Regions from separate parts of the Homo sapiens genome. Here region 1 is linked to region 2. Evidence: chromatin loops called from intact Hi-C (ENCODE). Cell type or tissue: Panc1. All regions are shown on one strand. Links, peaks and the distances in the headings refer to the core of each region. The heading gives the core; the rest is flanking DNA.

What was found. Peaks named below come from ENCODE experiments on the same cell type or tissue, not always from the same donor. Only the 100,000 strongest peaks of a DNase experiment are listed, where the experiment ranks them.
Region 1: a loop joins it to region 2, with 8 times the contacts of the local background. A loop is called at or near these places in 69 of 110 quality-filtered maps.

What each region holds. Positions count from the first base shown.
Region 1 is chr16:81,939,283-81,942,196 of GRCh38, forward strand. PLCG2 (phospholipase C gamma 2) reads left to right here. Exons shown (of 33, transcript NM_002661.5): 30 at 610-777. Among named protein-coding and RNA genes, the nearest start is that of SDR42E1, 71 kb to the right of the region's middle. In Panc1, for the core only: CTCF peaks have their summits at 267 (motif pointing left), 1,704 and 1,903; a DNase peak (open chromatin) is centred at 1,699.
Region 2 is chr16:82,228,511-82,231,424 of GRCh38, forward strand. No RefSeq gene overlaps it. Among named protein-coding and RNA genes, the nearest start is that of MPHOSPH6, 60 kb to the left of the region's middle. In Panc1, for the core only: CTCF peaks have their summits at 1,702 (motif pointing left) and 1,906; a DNase peak (open chromatin) is centred at 1,691; H3K27ac peaks cover 597 bases.

The DNA.
Region 1 (2,914 bases), core at 182-2,681, 290 kb before region 2:
CAGCCTAACCTGGGAGATCTTAGCCCCTAGAGGGCAGGAGGGACAAGAGGAATGCTTGCTCTTCCAGGAAAAGCCAGGAGGGAACCGTGATTGGTGGGCCTTCTAAAGCACAGGATCCTTGCCCCTGGTAAAAAGTAGCCCAATGAACAACTCAGATGCTGACCAAATAAACTGGCATTTATGGAGAGTGGCAGGATTGCTGCTTGCCTGCTCTGTGAGGCTGGGCTCTCCCCTGCCAGCTGTAGAACCCCCTGCTGGTGGATGTGGCTCCCAGGCTCTCCTCCCCTTTTGTCTTTTCCAAAATCCACCTTCCTGCTCTGCAAACAAACACCTCCCCCGTTCCCTTGTCCCTGATCCTGGGGCGGGGAGATGGGAGGTGGTCTCCTTCCTCTGCTCACCAAGGGACCAGCCTGCAACAGCAGCTTCCAGGATTGCTCAAGGTGGGGTGGGGGAGTGAAGATAATTATTCAGATTTTCTTAGATCTTGGCATAGATGCATATTTATTTACATGGTTGCTAAGGGGATTCACAGCTGAAGGATGCGGAGATTGTCTTACCAGAAGGGGGCAGCTCCAATGTGGCCTCTCATGAGCTTTGATCTCCTTCCAGATGATAATGGCCTCAGCCCTATCTGGGCTCCAACACAGGAGAAGGTGACATTTGAAATTTATGACCCAAACCTGGCATTTCTGCGCTTTGTGGTTTATGAAGAAGATATGTTCAGCGATCCCAACTTTCTTGCTCATGCCACTTACCCCATTAAAGCAGTCAAATCAGGTAAGAGGCATTTTAATTAAGATGTTCGATTTGGGCTGGCGTTGTACTTTGGTTTGGCTGCTGGCTTCAAAAAGAATGAAAAATGATTTTTCCTGGTTTGGATGGAATCACTGTAAAACCGATTGGGTGGCTTGGAGAGCAGGTGTACAGCCTGTCGTGTAGCACACAGGTGGGAGGAAGTGGGTGACAGGGGAGGCTATGCCCCTCAAAGTGGGATGTTTACAAGCAAAACTGGATTGTTAGTGGATCCTCAACCTGGCACTGCAGTTTGATTTCATTTTGAAATATTACATGCGGTTTGCTTCTCCCTAGCTAGGGCTAAGTCTGGTTTGATCTCCCCCTCCTGCTCTCTGGCTGGCAGTGTGAGAGGGTGGCAAGGGAGAGACCTTTGGCATCTTGGGGGGGGAGTAACAATCTCGAGGGTCCAACTCCCCAAACCCTTCAGAATTCACCTTCTTCTTCTATAAAATTGGGTGGGTTAATTTACTTCTTTGAGTTGTTACAGTTTTCTTCCCTGCTGAAGAAAACACAAGATCCCTTCATGGTATAAGAAGGGTCATTTTGTATTTTTCTGCAACCAAGCCAAGCTGGGTCATACGACCAGCTCTTAAGAACCCTGCTGAATCCCAGATGACTGAGCCCTTCCTACACAGCTGAGATAGACACTTCCAGGTGAGGGGATTTGGGACCCTGCTGCTTCTAGAGCCAGTCATTTACAAAAACAAAAAAAACTGGCTCTCCTTAGCTTCTATATAGTTTCTCTAGTTTACTTTCCCACTGGATCTTTCCCACTGGATTTTAGGTATAATATTTGACAAATAGGCCCTTGCTGGATGTTGAATTTTCCTTCTTCCTCTTCCTTTAGTATTTCTGATGCATGGTGCATGAGATATGAGATCATAGATTCTTCTGGATTCCTCAAGAGGTCACTGTTCCCTTGTTTTCTGAGGATCATTTTTCAAGAGAAAGATGACTGTCATTTTAGTTACTTACATAAAAAAATACAGTCTTTTGATATTGTTTGGAAACGTGGGGCTCAATGAAGAGCTGAATTGGATCTTTTTTGTTTTCAGACATTCCCTCAACTTCCACCTTTTTTTGTATAATATCATAAACCTGACCATTTCTGCTACTGGGCAGGAGCCCAGTTTCTGAGCAGCAGGCATGCTAGAAAATCCAGGTGCTGGCCGGGCACGGTGGCTCACTCCTGTAATCATAATCCCAGCTACTTGGAAGGCTGAGGTTGCACCACTGCACTCCAGCCTGGGTGACAGAGCAAGACTCAGAAGAAAGTGCAGGTTCCTGGACCCACCACAGGGTGATGAGTCAGCCCAGGGTGGGGCCAAGGAATCTGCATCTTTAGGCAGCTCCCCAGATGGTGCTTGGATGGCACTTTGACAGAACCAAACTATGTCAAGGCTGCCTATCTTACCATTGAGGAAATGAATTCCTTAGCAAGTTACTAGATGAAACAAGACTTTGGGAAAATGTTTAAAGTTTCTGATTTTTTTTTTTTTTTGTACTCTAGAAATGTTCATTTTCATGAACATTGCTACTCTAGCAATAATAATGAGTATTCATTTGTAAGAGGCCTGATATTTGGCAACCCTTCTGGGTTAACTCACCCACACTGTAAACTCCCCCTTTTTTTTTTTTGAGATGGAGTCTTGCTCTGTCGCTCAGGCTGGAGTGCAGTGGGTGATCTCGGCTCACTGTAACCTCTGCCTCAGCCTCCTCAGTAGCTGGGACTACAGGTGTACACTACCACATCTGGCTAATTTTTGTATTTTTAGTAGAGACGGGGTTTTGCCATGTTGGTCTGAAAAAAAGTGATGGGATTAAAGGAGTGAACCACTGTGCCTGGCCTATAAACTACTTTAAACCCGGCACTGATCAGGGCTGTGATTCCTTAATTTGCTTCTTTTAGATTAGTCTAATAAGGCTTAGGAATGACACCAATTCTTCTGGTGCAGGAAGTGTAGCTTTTGGTACACCTTTACGTTCCTAGCCTTGACGCTGTAACAGATTTCTTTTTATGGTAACTGCCTGCCAGTTCCTCTACTGAACTCATCCAGCAGAGAGGGGCAGCTGTGCTGAAACCCCTTGGTTACCCCGACGTCCTCTTGAAGGATGAGGG
Region 2 (2,914 bases), core at 314-2,813:
TTGGTATGGCTGGAACATTGTTGTCAGGATGGAAAGTGTCTCCGGTTCCAGTCGGAGGTGCAGGCAGGGATCAGGTGGTGGTGAATAGTGCTTCCCCAATTTAATGGGCACACACACCATCTGGAGATTTTGTTAAAATGCAGATTACGTATGATTCAGTAGGTCTGGGGTGGGGACTGAGATTTTGCATTTCAACAACCTCCTTGGTAATGATGTTGTTTCTGCTCCACAGACCATACTGTCAGCAGTAAAAGTCCCGGGCTTTGGAATTATAAAATGCAACCCGGTACTAAAGCTCTGTGACGGCGTGTGTGTGTGGGTTTGGGTTTGTTTTTTACCCTGGCTAATTGAACTGTGGCTTACACTGGGACCTTGTTCATGACAGGCAGTTGATTGGATTAGATGGTGCTTGAGACAGTTGAGAGGTGTTTGCAATTAATGTAAAAGGCGAGCCATGTCGTTTAGTGTCAACTGGCAGAACGTGGCCAGGTGTGGCTTGTCTGGTCCTCAGGAGGGTGAAGGGAGAGGCTTTGTGATTTCTTTTTTTTTTTTTTTGAGACGGAGTCTTGCTCTGTCTCCCAGGCTGGAGTGCAGTGGTGCCATCTCGGCGCACTGCAAGCTCTGCCTCCCGAGTTCACGCCATTCTCCTGCCTCATCCTCCTGAGTAGCTGGAACTGCAGGCGCCTGCCACCACGCCCAGCTAATTTTTTGTATTTTTAGTAGAGATGGGGGTTTCACCGTGTTATTCAGGATGGTCTCAATCTCCTGACCTCGTGATCTGCCCGCCTTGGCCTCCCAAAATGCTGGGATTACAGGTATGAGCCACCGCGGCCGGCCAGGTTTGTGATTTCAAAACACAACTGTTTCCAGACTCCTTCTCTCAGGTCCTGTGCCCTTGGTATTTCTGAGCTGACCAGCAGAACCTTCTCTTTGTCACTGACTTTTGTTCAAGGTTTGTCTCCCTGCTCAGATCCTGCCTCATAGGCTATCTAGTATTTAAGTCTCTTTAAAATTCTGGCTACCCATTAGTGACCCATTCTGTGTTGATGTTTAGGTTTGCTCTCTATTCTTCCTCTTCCTCATGAATACCAAGACATTGAGATCAGTTGTAGCCCATTCCCTGCTGGGAATCCAATTCCCAGGGCTATGGACTTTCAGATGAGGCCCTGTTCCACAAAACACAATTCACCCAGTTATATTGGACTCACTTTTGTTTCTTAGCGTCCTTATACACTTCTGCCAGGTTTGATGTCCTACCTGAGCACACCGTGACATCTGACAATGAATGATGTGTCTCTGATTTTTAGTGTCACTGGGTTTGTCCTCTCCACCCTAAAGTTCCGTAAGTGTATGTGTGAGTTTGGGTTTGTTTTTTACCCTGGCTAATTGAACTTTGGCTTACACTGGGATCTTGTTCATGAGGGGCAGTTGATTAGATTAGATTGGATTGGATTAGCCTCTCCCTTGTCCCTCCTGAGGCCCAGACAAGCCACACCTGGCCAGATTTTGCCTGTCGACACTAAAGTACATGGCTCCCCTTTTAAATTAATTGCAAACACCTCTCAACTATCTCAATTACCACCTAATCCAATCAGCTGCCTCTCTTGGTGGTACTTGGCCTTTCCCACCCATAATTCTGGGAAAACCCTCTCTCTGGGAGTTAATCATCCTGCAGGGAGTTTCTGCTCCTAAGCTCTCTGCTGCCCTCTGCTGGGAGGCAGAGACCTTTTCCCTTGCTGCACCATGGAGCTCTAGTTCTTTGAGTAGCAAGCACCTGCCAAGATACTCCACCCTTCCCACATTCATTCTTTCCTTTCCCGTTCAGCAAATACTTATTGAGGATATCCTGTATACCAAGAACTACAGGCCCTGGGATACAAGGTGAATAAACTTGGCTCCTATCTCTTAGGACCTCACTAAGGCGAAAGACAGAAGGGTTAATAACAATTAGAATATGGCTTGAGAAAGGCCAGACGAGAGAAAGCAGAAGATAAAGGGAGACTAGGAGAAAAGAAACGTTAGCAATGCTCACAGGAGAGAGGAAGCCTTCACTAGGGTTTTGGCAGCTGAGCTGAGTTTTAAGGGATGGGCAGGAGTAGGCAAATTGCTGGAGTCTTGGATTTATAGACTAGGAGGGATGGAAAGGATACTGGAAATTACATTTTGGTTGACTTAATAATGAACCATCCATTGTCCTAGAGGACAATGTCATAGATCATTCAAATTTATATCTTTTCCTTGAGGGTTAACACTGGGGTTTTCTTATAGTCCTGCTGCCTTGTATTTAAGCATACAAATATCTAAGAAGAAAAATAAGCATCAGGATTTTTCTGTTTAAAATCAGACCAAAAAAAAAAAAAAAAGATATAGGGTCCCATGATCTCTGTATTTTTTGGAACTTGAGAGATTGTATGTCCTACCTCTCCTAAAAGCTAAGGAATTGGATATTTTTCACTCTTGTATTATTTGGAATTTACCTGCTATGAACCAAATAATAAGAGTAAATATATTATCCCCAGAAAGATGTTTTGTTACTGTTGCTGGTGAAAAAAATGAGCTCACTAACATTTTACCACCCCCCACCCCAATTATGCTGTTCTTTCACCGGAGCAGTGCTCATGAAGATAACTGACAGTTTCAATAGTTATTTGTAAAAAGTTGGCATCCAGGCTGGGCATCCTGCCTGCAGAATGGCATAGGCTGAGGATGAATGGTAAGTTAATGAGCTTATCTACCTCTCAACCCCCAGCATGAGGTACCGTAAACAGCATCTGGCTTAGTAATAGAGACGGAGAAACACCACAATACAGGAAGATGAAGTTATTACATTCCTACCTGGATAAAAATGAAAATGGAGAATTCTCAGCTGATCGATCAAAGGAGCATATGTCTCACCATACAGTGTGATCTCCTT